Linked DNA regions of Mus musculus: region 1 is linked to region 2. Evidence: chromatin loops called from intact Hi-C (ENCODE). Cell type or tissue: heart. All regions are shown on one strand. Links, peaks and the distances in the headings refer to the core of each region. The heading gives the core; the rest is flanking DNA.

Region 1 (10,490 bases), core at 1,677-9,676, 130 kb after region 2:
CCACCCCTGAGCTTGTGTCTCTAGCTGCATATGTATCAGAAGATGGCCTAGTCAACCATCAGTGGAAAAAGAGGCCCATTGGTCTTGCAAACTCTATACGCCTCAGTACAGGGGAACACCAGGGCCAAAAAGTGGGAGTGGTTGTGTAGGGGAGTGGGTGGGGGGGTATGGGGGACTTTTGGGATAGCAATGGAAACGTAAATGAAGAAAATACCTAATTAAAATAAAATTATATATATATATTATAAAAAAAAAAAAGATGGTGGCCCTGGAATGATATCTCTTCAGTATATGATTAAATGAATTCTATGGAAAAATCTGACTTACAAGATGAATGACCCAAGCTACCTACTTTTGAGGCTTGGCTCAATATATAGAATAAAGTCTGGACTTGTTTAATAAACCAGTCAGGGTGTGTGTGTGTGTGTCTGTGTCTGTGTCTGTGTCTGTGTCTTTGTGTGCTTATGTATATGTCTGTGTGTGTTTACTAGTAACCAGAGATTTTTGCATTTAAGAGATTCTTGGATTGGGTCATATATTACTGCACAGAATTTTTTGAATATTTTCTATTCAAGAGAAAATGGGATTGAAAACAGATACTTCAGCCCTTCTTAGAAGATGAACAAAATACCCATGGAAGGAGTTACAGAAACAAAGTGTGAAGCAGAGACTGAAGGAAAGGCAATCCAGAGACTGCCCCACCTGGGGATCCGTCCCATAGACAGCCACCAAAGCCAGACTACTGTGCATGCCAACAAGAGCTTGCTGTCTCCTGAGAGGCTCTACCAGTACCTGACAAATACAGAAATGGATGTTCACAACCATCCATTGGATGAAGCACAGGGTCCCCAGTTAAGGAGCTAGAGGAAGTACCCAAGGAGCTGAAGGGGTTTGCAGCCCTATAGGAGGAACATCAATATGAACTAACCAATACCCCCTAGGGTCCCTGAGACTAAACCACCAAACAAAGAAAACACAAGGTGGGAGTCATGGCTCTAGCTGCATAAGTAGCAGAGGATGGCCTAGTCGGACATCAATGGGAGGAGAGGCCCTGGGTTCTTGCCCCAGTATAGGTGAATGTCAGAGTCAGGAAGCAGGAGTGGGTGGGTTGGTGAGCAAGGGGAAGGGGGAATGGATAGGGGGTTTTCAGAGGGGAAACTAGTAAAGGGGATAACATTTGAAATGTAAATAAAGAAAATATCTAATAAAAAATACAAAAAAAAAATCTTAAAGGACTCTTCATGGCATTTTTTACCAACTCCCTGCACATTGTCATTGGGATTTAAGAGCTCTATAAAAGAAAAAAAAAAGGTTCTTAAATCTTGTATCTTTATTTTGTTCTTATCAAGTAGACTTTTTCATTAAGTTAGGAAGTATTTGTGGGGAAAAGCAGGATTCCTCCTACACATGTAAGAGTACATGTAGAAATACATATTTATAGGCAGTTTGTTGCTAAAAAATATTTTCATCTCTACAATATCCACACCTACAGAAAGCAGTTTTGTTTCCTGGGTAAAGAACTGAGTGCCTGGAGGCCCACTGTCCCTAACCAGTTCACTGATTTCTAGATTGATCAACACACTCCAAGGGAGATCAGTGGAGAACTGGATTCCCATTTTGGCTTTGTTGGTATCTGCTATCATCTTCCTAGGATTTGTTTACAGATATGACACGTTCCCCCTCTGAGGTCTGGGCTGGAACCTTGCTCAGCATGCTGTGTGACATGTAAGCTTCAGCAGCGGCATATCTTGAAAGATTTCATAAAATGATTTCAAAATGCCATGTTATCACACTGTACAATGGTAGTAATGAACTAAAAGACCAAATCAAAAGCCTTTGTTGGACAGTGGGATGAATGCATTAAGAACCTTTTTAAAGGTGCTCACCCTTCAAAAGCAGTTACACTTCTATGGATTTGTCTGAAGAAGAATACTATTAGTGTCAGCCACTAATTTGCCTTTCTTATATAGAAGATTACAAAGCATCTTCATAGTATTATTTTCTTCTCTTTGTATTATATGCATCTTCACATAAACATATATATGTATGTATATACATATACATTTATATATGGTTACTTATATAGAGTACATTGAAAATGCATATTGAACTCTTATTTATCCATAGGGAATGATTTTTTTAAAGATTTTACATTCAAGTTCTGTTTGGTTAGGTTTGGTTTGGGTTGGGTTGAGTTGGGTTGGGTTGGGTATTTTGAGACAGGGTCTCTCTATGTAGTCTTGGCTATCCTGGATTTTGTTATATAGACCAAGCTGACCTTGAATTCACAGAGATAGATCTGCCTGCCTCTGCCTCTGCCTCTGCCTCTGCCTCTGCCTCTGCCTCTGCCTCTGCCTCTGCCTCTGCCTCTGCCTCTGCCTCTGCCTCTGCCTCTGCCTCTGCCTCTGCCTCTGCCTCTGCCTCTGCCTCTGCCTCTGCCTCTGCCTCTGCCTCTGCCTCTGCCTCCCAAGAGTCAAGTTCTTTATAGTAACAAATTCTATTTTATATGTAAGTAGTACTTCCATTTAATGATTTAAATGGTTTTTACTTTGTAAACAACAGAAATTTATTTTTCATAGTACCATAGTCTCAAGTCAAATATCAAGGGAGCAACATTCAGCCTCTGATTGGTGTCTAGTTCATACACAGGCAAGAAAGCTCTGTGGAATCTTTTGATAGAGCACATTTTTGCTAACATAAATTTTCTAAATATTCCATAATCACTATAAAACAAATCCTCATAAAATTTTTTGAAATTGAAATCATACTAAGCATATTTTTCATGAATGACTTTAACTTAAAACAAGCACCAAAGACTCTGAATAGTTCTAATATATTGTAATGAGTCAGCATACTTCTAAATGCCAAATGGGCAAAGAGGCTGTCAGAAGGGACCTGAAGCATTTTAAATGGAATGAAAATAAAATCATTGAAATCTGTGGGATGTGCCAAAGCCATCCCTCTTAGGCACTCATTTGTATAAAATACTTATATTTGGAAACCTTAGATGTCTCAATGGTCTAGGTTTCTAAATTAAGAAAGTTTGAAAAAAGAGAAAAGGAAGAAAACCCAAAATCAAGCAGAAAACAAGTAATAATAAATATCAAGTTGGACCAGGCATGGTAGAACAGCCTGTAATTCCAACTTCCAGGAAGCAGAGGCCAAAGAACCAGAAATTCAAGACCAACCTTCATTATACAGTGAGAAATTGTTTCAAAACCAACCAAATCAATGAACAATTTTTTAGGAGGAAGAGACAGAGAGAGCAAGAGAGAGAGAGACAGAGACAGAGAGAGAGGAAAAAAGAGAGACAGAGGGAGAAAAAGAGAGAGAAAGAGAGAGACTGAAACAATATAAAAGTAGAGGAAAATCAATGAAACAAAAAACTGATTCTCTGAAAAGATAAAACTAAAAAACAAGTCACCAAATGTACAAAACAAATGAACCAAAATAAAAGTTAAGGCAAAAATTACCAATATCACAATAGCCCCTTAATACTATCTAACTACATAGATAAAATGGACAAATAATAAGAATGGCATAAACTACAGCTTCAAAACTAGTGGTTTGAAATTCCATGGGTTCACATAACTCAATGCAGGATTGTGTAACTAAGTGCAGGAAAATGATTGGAAAAATTGCTATATGTTAACTTGAATTTCAGATTAAGATATCATTAAATAAATTTTGACTTGGGTTTAGCCAGAATTTCCAACAATTCCTGAAATATCTCTAAGCATACTCTTGCTATATTATATTACATATTTATGTGATTCATAGTCTCTGCAGTAAGCATTATAAAAATCAATGTTTACATTATGAACTAACCAGTACCCCGGAGCTCTTGACTCTAGCTGCATATGTATCAAAAGATGGCCTAGTCGGCCATCACTGGAAAGAGAGGCCCATTGGACACGCAAACTTTATATGCCCCAGTACAGGGGAACGCCAGGGCCAAAAAGGGGGAGTGGGTGGGTAGGGGAGTGGGGGTGGGTGGGTATAGGGGACTTTTGGTATAGCATTGGAAATGTAAATGAGCTAAATACCTAATAAAAAATGGAAAAAAAATCAATGTTTATCATCTTTGAACAAACATTGAAGATGCTCTCTATCCTATAGCATTGAATACAAAGCCATGATGTAATCCCTTATGTAAAACTCATTAGCATAGCTTACTAGTATGAAAATGAAAATTTACTTCCATCTTTAACAAATGATAAAATTATATGTATTCCAAAGAATTGTTTTAAAATTAATTTGCTTATGATGCATTCTCAGTGAGGTTTTATTTACATATATATATTTTATATACCTATACACCTAGGCCATGCAAAACATCCTCAGACAAAATGGAAAATGTTTAAAAGGCTAGACAAACCACCAAGATAAAGAAAGAGGAAGTAGAAATGTACTGCCTTATGTATATTAAAATCATTTAAAACTCACTAGGTCTAGATGATTTCAATCATAAAATGCACCTGTCATTTAAGGAATTAGTAATACCAACTCTGCACAATGTCTTCAAAAAATTAGAAGTAGAGAGAGTAACACCGGGCGCTTTCTATGAAGCCAATACTACTCTGCAATCTAAATAAAAAACATAACAAGAAAACAGCAAACCATCAGTCTTCATTTGGGGACCAGAAATTAAAAATCATCTGGGACTCTGTGACAAGAAATATATCACAAATGTTAAAGTAATAAGTGCCCTGGTTAGGGTTTCCATCACTGTGAAGAGATACCATGACCACAGGACAACATTTAATTGGGACTGACAATTAACTTGTTCAGAGGTTTAGTCCGGTATTGTCATGGCAGAAAGCATGATAGCACACAGGCAGACATGGTGCTGGAGAGGTAGTAAGAGTTCTACATCTGGATCTATAGGCAGCAGGAAGAGACAGAGACACATTAGTCCTAGATTGAGTTTATAAGACCTCAAATCCCACTCCCACCCCCAGTGACACATATTTCCTCCAACAAAGCCACATCTCCTGATAGTGCCACTCCCTATGAGCCTATGGAGGCCATTTTTATTCAAACCACCACAATAATTAAAGGTTTAAAGCTTTCATTGTACCTTGAGAAGAAGATCAAGGGTTAGGTAAAGATGTCGCTAGCATTATTTCTGTTCTTATTATATAAAGGTCTAAAGCAATGAAAGAAAGGAAAAGAAGACCATAAAATATCATTTTAGCTTGCTTCCCACCTCTACCAAATATCTGAGGTGATTGACTAACTTATAATGAGAAAAGGTTGACCTGGGGAGATAGCTCAGTCAGTAAAATTCATGCCTTATGAACATGAAGGGCTGAGTCCAGTCCCTAGAATCCATGGTTTTTGTCTTTTGGTTTTTTTCTTAACTAAGTATTGCATGGTGAGCATGTGTTTATTCACAAATGAGAAAAATGAAATATCCACTGATAAGAGAATAGATAATGAGCTGTGAGATATTCCTAAGATGAAAATGAGCTCAGGGAAACTACACAAAATATTCACATGAATCTCACCAAAATCACATAGAATGAAGGAAGCAAGACACTCAAGGCATACAGTACAAACCCATTTGTGCAAAGTTCAAGAAACACTTCAGTAGTCAGCAGGTTCATCTATGCACACTCTAGTAGCCACACTCTGAGAAACCAAGGGTGCTTCTCAGCGGCATCCAGAAGCCCTGTCATGTCTGTCACATAAACAAATCCCTTGGTTTCCCTCAGAGGTGACTGGAAAGCTGCTGCTTTCTTGGCTTTCACATCTTTAGTTGCTCACCTTTCTATGATACACGCTTCAGATTAAACTTGAAGGGTTGAGCTGTATGAGACTATTTTATTTCTGGCTTGACTTAGCCCAGATATCAAGTGAAGTAAGTTTAAGGTTCTTGGGAAAAGAGTAGCATCTCACCTGTACTCAGGCTCCAGCCCATTTTCTGCCAAGCTCTACTTCAACTGTGTATTCATGGAAAGTTTTACCCAAACAAAAATGTGACTTGAAAGCACTCATTGGCTCACTTTAACTGTTTTCAGAGAAATATAATTACTTGACGATGGAGTTGTGTGCCAAAACAAAGGGGTGCATTTATTATTTCTTTTTAGCAGTCTGCTCTATGAGAATTGCAACAGGCTCTCATATTCATTGTTGAAAGGCCAATTAGTCAGATAGCTTTTGGAATAGTGAAACATGTAAGAATTTTTTTTTGCTATGTTTAAATTTCTTAAGTAGGTAGGCACCAAAATTTATATAATGCAGTATATGTGAGGGGTTTATCTGAAAGCATTAATTCAGCTAACCCCATCACTTCCTAGCCCACTGGCTCCACCTTGAGGTGGCGGCTCACACAGGTAAGTGAGGGCACTTTGGGCAATGTGGATCTTGTTGGTGCAGCTATCTGTCCAGTATGAGCAAACAGAAACTATTTCTCACAAGGATTTGTTGATAAAGGAGGTCCTGGATTTGACTCCTAACAGAGAAAGGGGAGGGAGAGGAAGAGGGAGAGAGGAAGTGAATTAATTGCTCAGAGTAGACAGCTATAACATAAGGTAAATTATTTAGAGGCAAACCTTGTTATAGTGGTAGAAAACTAATAAGATTATGCATACACGGTCAACAATTCACGTAAGTGGTCAAATGGCTATAATTAATATTATGTTTACTCAGCCAAAGTGTTTCTATGTTTATTTCCGAAACATCTAAAACATAAATTCTTTTCCCCTCCCACCCTTCCCTGTATCTCCCGATTTGTTAAGTTGTCCTTTTCCTTCCCACTCCTGTCTTCCTCATTTTCTCTCCATCCCTTCCTCCTCTTCTTCAGTCCTTTATACATTCCCTCTCTCCCTTCCTTCCTCACACACTCCTTTTGTTGCTTAAGTTCTTTTATAGAACGTATATTGATTCCTTACTGCAAGCCAGACACTGTGCTACCCTCATTTACACTAACAAATAAGAGGTCATTGCTTTTTGGTGGGTCACAGTTAAAGGACACCAAAGGCATGAAAGTAAATGTAAAACCAAAAAAGGAATAGTTTAAGCTAATATGATTTTCTGACACGTTTGCTCCATGTGCCTTCAATTCTCAGCTCCAAGTGTCCCGATTGGATCTCTGTCCCCATCTCACTAGAGGGACTGTTCTTTCTGTTTATTGACTAACTGTATCACAGAATTTGAATATTAGCACCATGAAAATATGAACGTCTCTCTTTTCTGATTTTATATTCCAGCACACAGTAGGTAACTGATACTTGTTGCCAAGTAATTTACCCACTGAAAGTATCTGCCAGTGCTAACAGGGAGGACGTCTTATTCCTCCCAAGGATGCTAGCTTGGTCAGATGTCAATGTAAGTGTATGCTTTGGGTTTGTGATAGAACAGCTTATGATTAAAACAGAAAGTATGTAAGGATATTTTAGAAAAAGAAAAATCAGGTGTAAAAAGATTAGATGTGTAGCACAGAAAAAATGTGGAATTCCCCACATCTTAGACTGGGATGAATTGGTTAGACATATGCTGAGTAGCCGTGGAACAATCTTAGGCAAAACAGTGATGTGGTCAGTGTTCGGTTTTTATTTTTACGAGGGTCATCTGTTGATGTGATGGAAAAATGGCTCCTATGGTGGGAATGGGGTGACAATTTCAGGACAGGATTTTTGTCCTTGCTGGTGCCTTGTTGTTTTAGCTGTGCCTTGTTCCTAAGAATGGATGAGCGCTGGAACAGCTTAGCCCTCCTCTGGGAGAAGATTGTCATTCTACATTCTTACCCGCGTTCACAACCGGCCAGGAAAGATGCAACAAACCAGAATCTTCTGCGGCAAAGCTTTATTGCTTACTCAGGAGCAAGAGAGGAAGAGCGCGGCAGAGAGAGGCAGAGAGGAAGAGAGAGAGAGACGCAGAGAGACGCAGAAAGAGAGGCAGAGAGAGGGGCAGAGAGGGAGAGAGGCAGAGGAAGAGAGCAGAGGAAAAGACGAAGAGAAAGAGACGAAGAGACGAAGAGAAGGAGTGCCAGAACCCCGTCCCTTTTAAGGAGAATTATCCTCCGCCTAGGACGTGTCACTCCCTGATTGGCTGCAGCCCATCGGCCCAGTTGTCATCACGAGAAAGGCAGAGCACATGGCGGGAAAACTGCCCCTGCACATGTGCAGATTATTTACTACTTAGAACACAGCTGTCAGCGCCATCTTGTAATGGCAAATGTGAGTGCGGCTCCCCACACTACATGGGCATTACATGGTATCACATGGGCAAACACATAAGTAACCTTGTGGCTATGAGTTAAAGGGTGGAGGAAGAGACCCAAGAGAAAAGTAGGAGGCATCTTTGAAGGAGTGGGTGAGTGGGTTAGGGTGATGGAAAGAAGTAAATAATGGAGGGAGATTATGTAATTTGATTGGAGAATGATATTGTTAGCTGAGGTCAACAGAAGCCAGCACTTTAATGACCAGCAGCAGAAAATAATTTCAATTTGAAAAATGCTGAGTTTGAAGTCTGTATAGGATATTTGTGTAGGAAATGATGGGGCCAGGGAGAAGCTAAGGCTCTCCTCAGTCATTTACATGTATTATGCTTATAAAGAGCTCGTTACTGCAGTTGTAATGGCAACTTAAACATCATCTCAGCCAACTTCCCTATGCATGGCTTCTTTCTCTGATGTTGTTATGGAGTTCATGGCCTCTGGGGAAAGATCACTGGCTCAATCTGGATTAGAATTAGTTAAGTTTATTAGAGCTGGTAGCAGGATAACAATCACGGAGCCAGATTAGAGATTGTCATATGAAGGGGGTTGAAGGAAGGGCTTTTAAAGGTAAAAACCACAAAGAACTTGAGTATTTATACAAACAAGCCAAGGCTGTTCTGCTCTGCCAAGATCAGGTACTCAGGGTGACTTCCAAATAGTTCTTGAATGTCTGAATATAACGAATAGATAACTATGGCTGTACACTTTGGGTTGGGAGGGTCACTGAGTCAAGGGTACTGGAATTTATCTTCCAGGGACTGGAGTCAGAGACATATGCCCAGTTGGTACCAAGATGAATGTCGATCATAAAGTGAAGTTTCTTTAGCCATCACAGGACTAAGCCTCATATTGTTATAGCATGATTAATAGGGTTATAGACTTTATTGTTGTGCTAAAACTTGCTAAATATACTAATACATAACATATTCATGTTTTAGTTGCATGGTTAGGAAGTAAGTTTTCCAGTTCTCCTTTAAACATTTTTTAAGTATGCCATCTGCAGCCTTTATTATAGTAACTGCAGTTCATTGTTCTTTAGCTCACCAGTCGCTGGCTTTAATGCTGTGTATTAACTTATCATTAAACAAACCACAAAAATTAAACAAAGCATTGAATGTTGAAAATTAAATACTAAAGTAATTTGTTCAGCTCAAACTTTATTGTACTTTATTTCCTCATTGTCTCCTATGAATAACCAACGGCTTTCCTGCATCGATCCCATCAGTTATAAGTCCATTAGTTACTAAAGGAAATAGTTTTATTATTTTTTATAATGATAGATTTATTATAAAAGAAAAACAGTGTGGTGTAATTACAAGGTGTTTTCATTTTTATTTTTAAAGTAATATTTTTATTCTTTAAGAATTTCATACAATGTATGATCATATATTCATACAATGGTCATATTTAATCCCTCCCCTAAATCTTCCCACACACACCACTACCTTCCTACCAACCCAATATAATGCTTTACTGTTTATTTACTTATTTGTTCACTTATTTTAAAGCCCATAGAGTCCAATCTGTGCTGCTCAAATACTCTAGAACGTGGGAGCCTTCTACTGGAGAAATGTCTACTTACTAGGAATTCCTTAAAGAAAACTAATTCTTCTCCCAAAAGTTGCCAGTATCACTATTTTAATAATGTTCTTCTTGTGTCCAATTAGACTTGTGAAAAACAAGATTATGTTAATCTGTGATGGAAAACAATGGAGAGCCTTTTATCACAACTGCGATCCTACTTGAGTTCCAAGTATTTATTATTTGAACAACTCAATGAGCTAAACAAATTCATCTTATCAAGTTGATAGAACAGCCACACAAGCTGGGCTGCAGTTAGGGGTAGATAACTTGTTACTTGTAGAGAGAATCTTGCTCACCTTGACAATGAACTGCAGTTGAGGTGGTGCCAACTTCGTTATGGAACAAACATGCTCTGGAGATGCAATCACCATTAATCTCGTCTTGATCGTCCTTAAGGGCTTCTTCAATTGAAACTATAAACATACACAGTTGTATTCTGTTATTATCCCTGTCTGAGTAAGCAATATAGAGAACCCACAATCTCATCAAAATAACCCACTATACCCTGTAATTTATAAAGCTGTCTCATAGTGATGCTGTAGTTAAAGATAACATCCATTCGCAAAGCGACAATTTGAGTTGTTTTTCCAAGGCTGTAATACGATGCTCTTAGCTGCAATCAAACCTAATTTATTCCAAGTTCTGCTTTCAAAGGCAATGCAGGGTCCCACATGTCTAAACG
Region 2 (10,490 bases), core at 1,133-9,132:
CCAGAAGATGTTCCACCTGGTTAGAAGGACACATGCTCCACTATGTTCATAGCAGCTTTATTTGTAATAGCCAGAAGCTGGAAAGAACCCAGATGCCCCTCAACAGAGGAATGGATACAAAAATGTGGTACATTTACACAATGGAGTACTACTCAGCTGTTAAAAAGAATGAATTTATGAAATTCCTAGGCAAATGGATGGACCTGGAGAGCATCATCCCATGTGAGGTAACCCAATCACAAAAGAACTCACACAATATGTACTCACTGATAAGTGGATATTAGCCCAGAAACGTAGAATACCCAAGATATAAGATACAATTTGCTAAACCCGTGAAACTCAAGAAGAACGAAGACCAAAGTGTGGACACTTTGCCCCTTCTTAGAATTGTGAGCAAAACCCCCATGGAAGGAGTTACAGAGACAAAGTTTGGAGCTGAGACAAAAGGATGGACCGTCTAGAGACTGCCATATCCGGGATCCATCCCATAATCAGCCTACAAACGCTGACACCATTGCATACACTAGCAAGATTTTGCTGAAAGGACCCAGATATAGCTGTCTCTTGTGAGACTATGCTGGGGCCTAGCAAACACAGAAGTGGATGCTCACAGTCAGCTATTGGATGGATCACAGGGCTCCCAATGGAGGAGCTAGAGAAAGTAGCCAAGGAGCTAAAGGGGTCTGCAACCCTATAGGTGGAACAACCATATGAACTACCCAGTACTCCCAGAGCTTGTGTCTCTAGCTGCATATGTATCAGAAGATGGCGTAGTTGGCCATCAGTGGAAAGAGAGGCCCATTGGTTGTGCAAACTTTATCTGCCTCAGTACAGGGGAACGCCAGGGCCAAGAAGTGGGAGTGGATGGGTGGGGTAGTGGGTGGGGGAGCGGGTGGGGGACTTTTGGGATAGCATTGGAAATGTAAATGCAATAAATACCTATTAAAAAACAAAATTAAAAAAAAAATTAACATTATCTAAGTTGTTTGGGGTCAACTGTGTGAATAGCCCATAGTATTGTTTAAAAGAGTGTTGTTGGTTTTTTTTTCTCAGAAAGAACAGCTTCAACAATTTTGGCTCTCTGAACAGTACTTACTTTTAGCTAAAGAAAAAAGTCACACTACATCAATTTCTCAGTAAAGTGAGGAGCAATTTGCACCCCTTTTATCAGTGCATGTGTACATGTGATTGTGTGATATACCCATCACATTAACTACTGTGCAGTGTTTGTACACATGTGATTGTGCGTGATCACATGAACTACTTTCCAGATGATCTGATAAATTTTACTAACATAGATAGCTTTTTATAGCCAATTAGCATACATATCTAAGCTACCAGATCACTAAATTAAATATGTCCCAGATATCAAAACTCAGAATCACAGTTAAGTGCCTTGAAGATGTGACTAATATGTAGCAGACAGGAGCTAGAGAGACAGCTCCATGATTAAAAGCATTTTCTGCTCTTCTAAAGGACTAAGATTTTGTGTCAGAAGTTTGCAACTATAATTCCTGTTTCATGCAATCAGATACTGCTTTTTGACCTCTGGCCCCACCTGCACTCTCACTCACACATACCCACCTCCACATATGTTTACATAATTTTAAAAATCTTTGTAAAAGGTGTTGAGAATTTTTTAAATTGAATAATGATTTATAATGACTAGAGAAGCTATGTGAAGGATAAGCATGAGAAATATGAGGTATTTTGATCTTCATTTGTTGAATTACAACTGTCTGTAATTCTTTCAGAAGAGATTTGGGCAATTTTGTAAAAATGAATATCTGTTTTGCTTATGGAAAGTGATTTAGCACACAAGCAAATAAAATGCTTTAAAATTCCTCCCTCCATATAATTTCTATAATTTTAAAAGAATGCCCAGAAGAATATCTGAAAGCTAAAAGCCACTATTATATTTGTAAGCAAGTGAGACCTTATTACTAGCAGTATGTGTGTGTGTGTGTGTATGACTTTCAGTTCCCTCCATTGAACAAACTTGTTGTTAATTATTTCAGTTGTCCTTTTACAGATAATTAAAGACATCTGTAGTTGTTCTCCTATTTAAAAGTTTATTTCTAAGTCAGACTATAAATACTATAAGCACTAATAGAACAAAATCAGTTTCCTTTCAAGTTCTATATATTAACATGTCTGTTACTTTTGATGCCTTTTTATGTCTCAATTTCTCTTTTATTAAATGTACATGTTAGTGTGTGCTGTTATAACATATATACTAGATGAAATATGGGAAATTTATGTTTTATAGAAATGTGAAAACAAAGGGAATATCTTAAATGAATGTGACTGACATACCTTTCTGTGTGCAATGAATGGATTCTATATATGATTTGCTATTCAAGTAGTAAGACGAACACAAACAAGCTACAGATTACTTTGGGGTGGGGATGGACATAATCCTTCCTTTTTAGCTTTACATATTTAGCTTTTCCCCCCATTGCTTCAGTGTCACAGAGCCCTTTGGCTCTGTCTGGTGTATTAGCTCCTTTCTCGCCTCTAACAGTAAACAGGTGGGTGCAGCTGGAAATTGGTTTCTTTAAGGACTCTGTTCACAGCCACAACCATATGAAATTCAGTCTCTTCTCGAGATGCCTTGTAGAGCTTTGTGTCTGAATAAAGATGATCAACACGCTGTGAAATTTAATACTGCATTTTTATCCACTTAAGCCCATTTCATCTTAGGACAAAAGCTTGCCTTTTTTCTTTTCTTTTCTTTTTTTTTTTTTTTTTTTTTTCTCTTAAGGGCCCATAACACAATGAAAAAATGCTGGGCAGCCTTGGGCAGGGACTGAGAAACCAACCTTGATTTCTGCTCCCCCACACCTCATGAATTTTAGAAATGTGAATATCGGCAGGAAGTCAAACACTTCTTGAGGAAAGGTGGAGCTGACCTCTACTCAGCTGATAAAGGCCTTCCCTCTCCTCTCATTTTCCCTTCTGCGATGGAGATTGGAGGATTACTTCTTAAGAGACAGGGACTGAAATCTATGAACAAGGTAGCCTTTGCTCCTTGCATTCAGCTAACTCTAGGACTTCTCATCAACTCAGAAGGGCCATATTGGTGTGAAGGCTGCTCACCCTGATCACAGAGCTTCTAGAATGTTCTGCATAGATAATAAGTCTTTCTGTAGCCGGGCAGTGGTGACGCTTTAATCCCAGCACTTGGGAGACAGAGGCAGGCTGATTTCTGAGTTTGAGGCCAGCTTGGTCTACAGAGAGAGTTCCAGGACAGCCAGGGCTACACAGAGAAACCCTGTCTCCAGAAAAAAAAAACAAAAAAACAAAAAAAAACAAAAACAAAAACAAAACAAAACAAAAAAAACAAAAAACAAAACAAAACAAAAAACAAAAGGAAAAAAAAGTGTTTCTCTTTGGTCTTTGGACTTTGGCAATAGCTCGTATGCTCAGATACAGTTTGAAAGCCCTTACTTCTTATGTGTTTTACAATAAAGAAGAAAATATTTTTTCTTAGATTGTGGGATATTTAGAATTAGACAAATGAATATGCTGTGCTCAGATGTATGGTCCTACCCTTTGTTGTGTTTATTGGAAGGTAGGGGTCCCATGTAGACTATCAGACACAGGACTTAAACTCTTAAAATCTCTGCATTCACTAGGGTAATTATAATCCACACACCACCTGATCGAGATTCTTCTTCTTCTTCTTCTTCTTCTTCTTCTTCTTCTTCTTCTTCTTCTTCTTCTTCTTCTTCTTCTTCTTCTTCTTCTTCTTCTTCTTCTTCTTCTCCTCTTCTTCTTCCTCTTCTCCTCCTTCTTCTTCTTCTTCTTCTTCTTCTTCTTCCTTCTTCTTCTTCTTCTTCTTCTTCTTCTTCTTCTTCTTCTTCTTCTTCTCCTCCTCCTCCTCCTCCTCCTCCTCCTCCTCCTCCTCCTCCTCCTCTTCCTCCTCCTCCTCCTCCCCTCCTCCTCCTCTTCCTCCTCCTCCTCCTTCTCAGTTGGTAAAAGGAGAAAAAGGATCCTTGGATGTCTAGACAAGTTGCAACGAGTAATGCCTGTGAATGCTTTCCATATCCATACACCCAAGGTGGAATGGGCAGGAGCCTGGAACGAATGCAGGGTAGAAGTGCTAAACTGCAGTGTGCATCTTTTGAATTGCTAACCCCTAGTTCTGTGTGAGTGTCTCCCACCCACAGCAGTTCACCTTGAGCATCTAGCCACCGTCCTTCCCTCAAGTGGGCTTGGGGGTGTCTACTTTTGGCACAAGGGTTAACGGTGAAAGTCAGAGACCAGGTGGGGCGCCCACAAGCGTCCCAGACCTGGGTGGGCGTCGGAGGTGAGGGGGCGCTGTTCGGGCAGCAGTGAGCTGGTGGCGGGCGGGTGAGCTGCCAGGCTGACAGAAAGGCCGGCCAGAGTGGGGGCCGCTCCGCTGCCGCTGCCGTTGCCGCCGCCGCTGTGATGCGAAGCCAGAGCTGCGCCCAGCGGTGGAATCAGAGCTGGGGCGCGGGAGCACGAGCTGCAACATCAGCACCAGCGGCGGCGGCGGCGGCGGCGGTACCTGCAGTAGCTCCCGGGCCCCGCGCTTTGCTCTACGCCCCGCGGCTCCGGGAGCCGCCGCCCCGCGTTCTCTATGGATGTCAAGGCGGCCCCCAACGGGGTGGCCACCATCGAGGACCGGATCCTGCGGATTACTGGCTACTATGGCTATTACCCGGGTTACTCCAGCCAGAAAAGTAAGACGCCGCGAGGCGGTCCTGAGCGAACTGCGGGTGGGAGATGGGAGCTCAGGAGCACAGGGGCACAGGGAGACAGGGGGCAGGGGTGCGGTGCCAGAAGGCGCGCGGTGGGACACCTGCAGCATTGTCTGCTCCCTCACAAACACTGCCCTGGCCTCCAGGACCTCAGGGAGTAAAGTATGTCCGATGTCCGCTGTCCTCGGTGCTGAACCTCGAGGCAGCCATTGGGGCTGGGCGCTTGAACCCAGGAGTTTGGGGACAGTCTCAGTCTTGGAGGTAGAGGCGTGTAGAGGACAGGGCAAGCGCTCCTGATTGTCGTCGGTCAGCCTACCGGAGGCTGATTTATGCCTGGAGGATGCTAACATGGCTGTTCCACTAGCTGACCATCAGCCCTTGGGATACCCACTCAGAAAGCTTGACTCTGTGTCAGGGTGCTTACCCCACGCTGGGGATGAAGACTGTGGGGGACATTAGTTGGTTGAGGTTAGACTGGCTGGGTGGGTCAGCTTGTTCACCAGGGGTTGTTGAAATGTTGCCAGCACGATAATTGTTCATGATAAAACATCCTTAGAAGGTTCTCTACCCCCTGAGCAGTGAAAAGAACCTGCTTAAGTGGCTGAATTGCGGAGCTACCTACACCCTCCACACAACGCGGCCACCTCTGAGCTGCTGGATTTCAGCTTTATTCTGGCTAGATTACGCCAGTCTGCATAGTTGCTCTCAGGTTTTGGAAGCAGTTTCATCCACTACCGCTTCCTACACACACACACACACACACACACACACACACACACACACACACACACACACACACACACACACCGTGTTGCTGGGGATGCAGTGAGGGTCTCTATGTTTCTAGTCTCCACATTCTGTTTCCCTGACACACAAACCCCCCACTGTATCTGCTAGGATTAGTTCTGCTAAGCACCAAAGTGAAGCCTGTTTGGTTTGGTTTTTTTATTATTTTTTTTATTTTTTTGGTTTGTTGTTGTTTGTTCGTTTGTTTGATTCCTTAATCTGAACTAGGAGAGTAGCTATGCTTTAATTTCCATGCAGGTGGAATTTCAGTTTTCTTTATCACAGCATTTCTGTTGCAAAAGAAGGCTCTTAACTGGTGTTATTTTTAACCAGACGCTCCTTAGATGCATCCTGATTGGTATTTATCCTTGACAGTTTGGGATGCCATCAATATCACAGGCTCTGTGTGAAGCAGAAGACCCACACAAATCTTGACACATAGATGAGAAAGCACTTCATTTCCAATGTAACTTCATCCAGGGCTGTGCTGTCTCTCCATTGAATAATAAACCAAGAGCACTGTCCTGTGGGCCATTCTACAGATATTTTCCAGCTTAATATTTCATCTGCTCTCAAGAAAGGCCTATCTACTTCAGATGTTTCTGCCTAGTTGTTTCTAGCAGTAGACGCTTACATTATTCATTTTCCTTACAAAAGTAATTATATAGTGTTAGAGTTTCTGGAAGGAAAATCACATGCTGTGGAACATTCTTTGAAATCTTTTTACTACACGCTCAGTTTTTGTAGTTGTTTTTCTTTTTCTTTTTTTTTTTCTTTCTTTCTTTATCCTATTGGCACTAGGTGACTTCTTTAACCCTAGATATGTGAACTGTAATCTTCACTAGATCTTGTAGAAATTACTTGAATGTCACCTCTGAATATTTTAACTAGAAACCAGGCATTTGGGTGGTCAAGAGAATGTAGAACTTCTTTCTAAAATTGCAGGGTATTATAATTTTCGTGACAATGGTACTTCGGTTAATGAAGAGCAACCCAGAAAGAATACTGGGAAAGTGGCATTTTAGATAAGAACATGTTCATATTTTATTTTTGTACTTGCACAAAGAGCTGCACATGTTCCATTTGCAAGACAATAACAGGGCAAAAACGGGCTGTAACTGGAAGCAGAAAAGGGATAAAAATGCTTTGGGCATGTTATTAGTGGTGGGCATTTGCCTAAATTCAGGACACATGGTTCAAACTATAAAGACAGCAAGTCTCAGAACAGAGAGCTCAGGGTAGTCAAATTAATTCTCAGAATGTATGTACACTATTTCAGACCAAGAGAGCCATTGTCATTTTACATACAGAGAGGGGGTGGGGAGAGAGAGAGAGAGAGAGAGAGAGAGAGAGAGAGAGAGAGAGAGAGAGAGAGAGAGAGAGCTGGAAGAGGGCCAGGAAACCAAACACCATGAAATAATCCTGCCCTTGATGCAGGCTTTAACTAGTAAACAAACACATTGAAGCAAACCAGTACAATATGGTCAATTGATTTAGCTGCTACCAGGACTGAGCAACAGCTTGTGGCAAGTCTGGAGGAATCTATTTAGGAAAAGGCTACAGCAAGGATAGCAGATATGAGAAGACGAGGTTACTTCCCCCCTTCCTGACTCATCCCATGTGAGATCTGCAGGACGGGGTACTCTCTAGAGATCTATGCTGTTTGCCCTTTGAAGATGGATGGATACTCCGTTTTGTGAAAGTATGTCAAGATCGATCCGCTTGTTAATCTATCCTATTTGTCAACTTGTATCTCATCCAGAACAAACTCTGATAGGCTGAAGAAATAAAGAAATGTAATCAAATATTTAAAAATTAAGGTATTTTATGAGCCACTGATCCATTATAACAGTTTGATTTAATGAGCAGTTTATCAAACACACAAACACACACAGGCATGTGCATATGCAGAACAGGGTAAAGGCTGACCAAAATATACTGGGTAACCTTGAGTTATCTGAGACCAGGTAGAGAAAGACTCATTGCCTCATCAGTTGTTAATTGAGAAATTCTTTCCTGTAAGGAATGTGTCTGAAAAAGACATGAGAAAGAGTTTTCATTTTTGGAATTTTAATTCTCATGGAGGAGGAACCAGAACATAACCATATAAATATTCCTGTATATGTCAAGGTGATTTTTTAAAGACTGAAAACAGGATAAAAGAGTAAAAATTATGGGAGGCAAAGTAGTGTCACCATGCTAAATAGGAGCATTTAGCAAGGATGTGGAAAATATGAAGGAATTAACCATGTGCACATCAGGAGGGAGACATTCCAGGTAGTGCTATCATCCAGTGATATGTACCTGGGTGACATGAGCAGGAAGAAGGCCTTGTACAATAGAGTCTAGTGAACAACAACTGGAAGAGTAGATGGAGAGAAGTTCCTGGGGAGAGGGAATTGGGAGAAAAAAAAAAGACCTTATAGGCTCTTGTCAGTCTTTTGTAATGCTCTCTGAATGGCATGGATAGCTTTGCTTGAGTCTTGAAAGAGGAATAAGATAACTTGGCTTGCTTTTCAAAAGTATTAATCACACCAGTGCATTATTTTGGTAACCTAGGTGAGAGGTGATGGTGGCTGGAGAGACAGCATTGGAGGTGGAAGTAAGTGTTCAGACTCTGGCACATTTGATGTTAGAACCAGTAGAGTCTCCTGGTGTACTATATGTGTTACTGGTAAGAAAAGTTAGAACAAAAGTTATGGTTATGTTTTAGGGTTTGACTAAGCTTAAGTTGTCATGAGCAGAAGTGTGGGAAGCATCAATGATGGAGACCATTTTAGATATACTTGGTATGTTGGAGAAGCAGAATAAGTTTGGAGTTCCAAGATGCCTGATTGGAGAAGCATTTGGGATTTTCTAGCATTTAAATAGTGTATAATGCCTGAGATTGGTTGAAATCTCCAAAGAGTAAGTGTATATAGAGAAGAGGTGAGGTACAAGGACAGAACCCAGGAGCACTATGACATTTAGAGGTTGGGTGGAAAAATAGAAACCATTCAAGGAGACCAACACACACTTCCAGGGGAGGTAGGGGGTAACTTAGGAGAGTGAAATACAGCAGAAACCAATGATGCTTCAGGAGGAATGGTTAGAGGAGCCTGGTGCTTCAAAATGACAAGTATAATGAAGCTGACAACTGACTGTGCGCATGACAAAGGAAGGCCATGGAGACTTGATGAGACTGTAGACAAGAGATGGTGGATGCAATCACATGCACTAGACTACATATAAAAGACACTTAACAGAGGAAACTGGAAACTGTAAATATAGGTTCTTCAAGGATTATTTTGTGCAAAGGGAACAGAAAAAATGAAGGCAGTAGGTAAAGATGAGCTTGAAGTAAATAGCACATTTGCAGGCCAAGACAAATGACTTAAGAGACACAAATTAGTGATGTTGGAGAGAGAGAGAATACAGCAATTACATTATTTTTAAAGGAATATACAGAGGTCAAAGATGTGAATTAGGCTCTGGATCACTGAAATGGCAAAAAGTGTTTTGAAAATCTCTTCTGATTGCTTTAGTTTTCTCCTGGGTGAAAGCAAAACCATCAGCTGCGTAAGAGTGGAGAAGAGCCAATAGAGGTTGTTGATGAGAAAACGTGAAACGTTAAGACAAACAGATGAGTAGATGAGCTAGCAGGGTATTGGGATCATCTGTGTTTCAAATGCAGAGTAGCCAATACTGTCTTCTTCATTGACACAGCAAAGGCTCAGAACAAGTAAAGAGGGTTTAATCAGAGTTGGAGAAGGTTATCCAGCAGATTTAATAAAAAATAACATGGCAAAGCAATTATATTAAGGGAACATGGAGCTTAAAGCTAGCAGAAGCAGAGAAGACAGGAGATAATCACAATTAGGGACAGTTGGGGAAAAGATAAGAAGACTGGGGAGTTGAATGCCTCAGCATCATCAAACATTAGTGGAAATAAAGTTAGGAGTTATATGGTTAAAGGGAGGGCTGTGATGTAGGATGAAATGGGATGTGGAGTACTTCTCTGTTGATGTAAATCTCCCTGTTTGTCAAAAGAGGTCTGGGTCACTTCTCACCACAGCCTTGCTGCAGGTCAGCCTCGCTTTTGAGAGTCCAACCCTTCTCTGAAAGATCCATCAGTAACTTCTAAAACCCTTCCAGTCCATCGTTGAGTGCAGATAGTGAGCAGGAGCCTTTTATTTTATTTTATTTTATTTTATTTTATTTTATTTTATTTTATTTTATTTGACCCATGTGTTTGTCCTTGTCCTGTTTTCTTTAGGTAGGCTGTTTGAGACTGGGTTCTATAGTGATATTCTATCATCAGCTGAAGGTTCATAATGAACCCCACCCCCTTGCTCTGTGCAGGCTCTATCAAAAGAAGAACTCTTCCCACTTCTAGAAGAGAAGAATTTAAGTATGTTCACCATCAAGAAATAGTAAAATATAAGGTGGCAGATCAGTGTATCTGATGTGATATCTACCCAATGCATACACAAATTAAAACACTTCACTGTGCCTCAGAAATAGGTATAAAATATATTCCAATCCAAAAAGAAGAGAAAGCTTTGCACAGTGGCAGTATTGTAGCCAATGAGGTTTATCCAAGGTGCGATTATTGCTGGTAGAAAAGAAGAGGAAAAGAATAGCACCTACTTCTGACACTTTGGTTCTCGAGAAGTGCCAGTGGCTGCCTTCCCTTAGCAGTTCTCAAGCTCCTGCTTTCCACTTTATCCAGTTGAGTTGATTCACTCATAGGCTTCTCTATCTCTTATGCAACTGTACTCTTGGGTCCCTCTTTTGTCTATATCAGGCCCGTATTCCAAACTTTCTAGTAGCACACCTACCTGAATGTCCTCCAGGCATGTCACACATAGAAGAAAGCCATCAGTCTACCTTTCCCCTCTGCATTATGCCTGTTAGCTTCCAATATCTGTACTGAACTAATCATCCAGCCCCAGGGGTCTGGAGTTCTTCCCTACTCAACCCTTTCCTTTGCTTATT

The links. Hi-C counts contacts between places; a loop is a spot of excess contacts. Peaks named below come from ENCODE experiments on the same cell type or tissue, not always from the same donor. Only the 100,000 strongest peaks of a DNase experiment are listed, where the experiment ranks them.
Region 1: a loop joins it to region 2, with 4 times the contacts of the local background. A loop is called at or near these places in 2 of 42 quality-filtered maps.

What each region holds. Positions count from the first base shown.
Region 1 is chr14:49,388,514-49,399,003 of GRCm38, reverse strand. The region is part of intron 1 of Slc35f4 (solute carrier family 35, member F4); the gene reads left to right. Gm52146 (a long non-coding RNA gene) reads right to left here. Exons shown (of 3, transcript XR_003951216.1): 3 at 10,068-10,221. Among named protein-coding and RNA genes, the nearest start is that of Gm52146, 7.6 kb to the right of the region's middle. In heart, for the core only: a CTCF peak has its summit at 6,317 (motif pointing left); no DNase peak of the experiment used is centred there.
Region 2 is chr14:49,519,730-49,530,219 of GRCm38, reverse strand. It overlaps Slc35f4 (solute carrier family 35, member F4), which reads left to right and starts at 4,383. Exons shown (of 8, transcript NM_029238.2): 1 at 4,383-4,709. The coding sequence starts at 4,607. It also overlaps the pseudogene Gm22116. In heart, for the core only: no CTCF peak of the experiment used is centred there; a DNase peak (open chromatin) is centred at 4,869; H3K4me3 peaks cover 889 bases; H3K27me3 peaks cover 1,255 bases.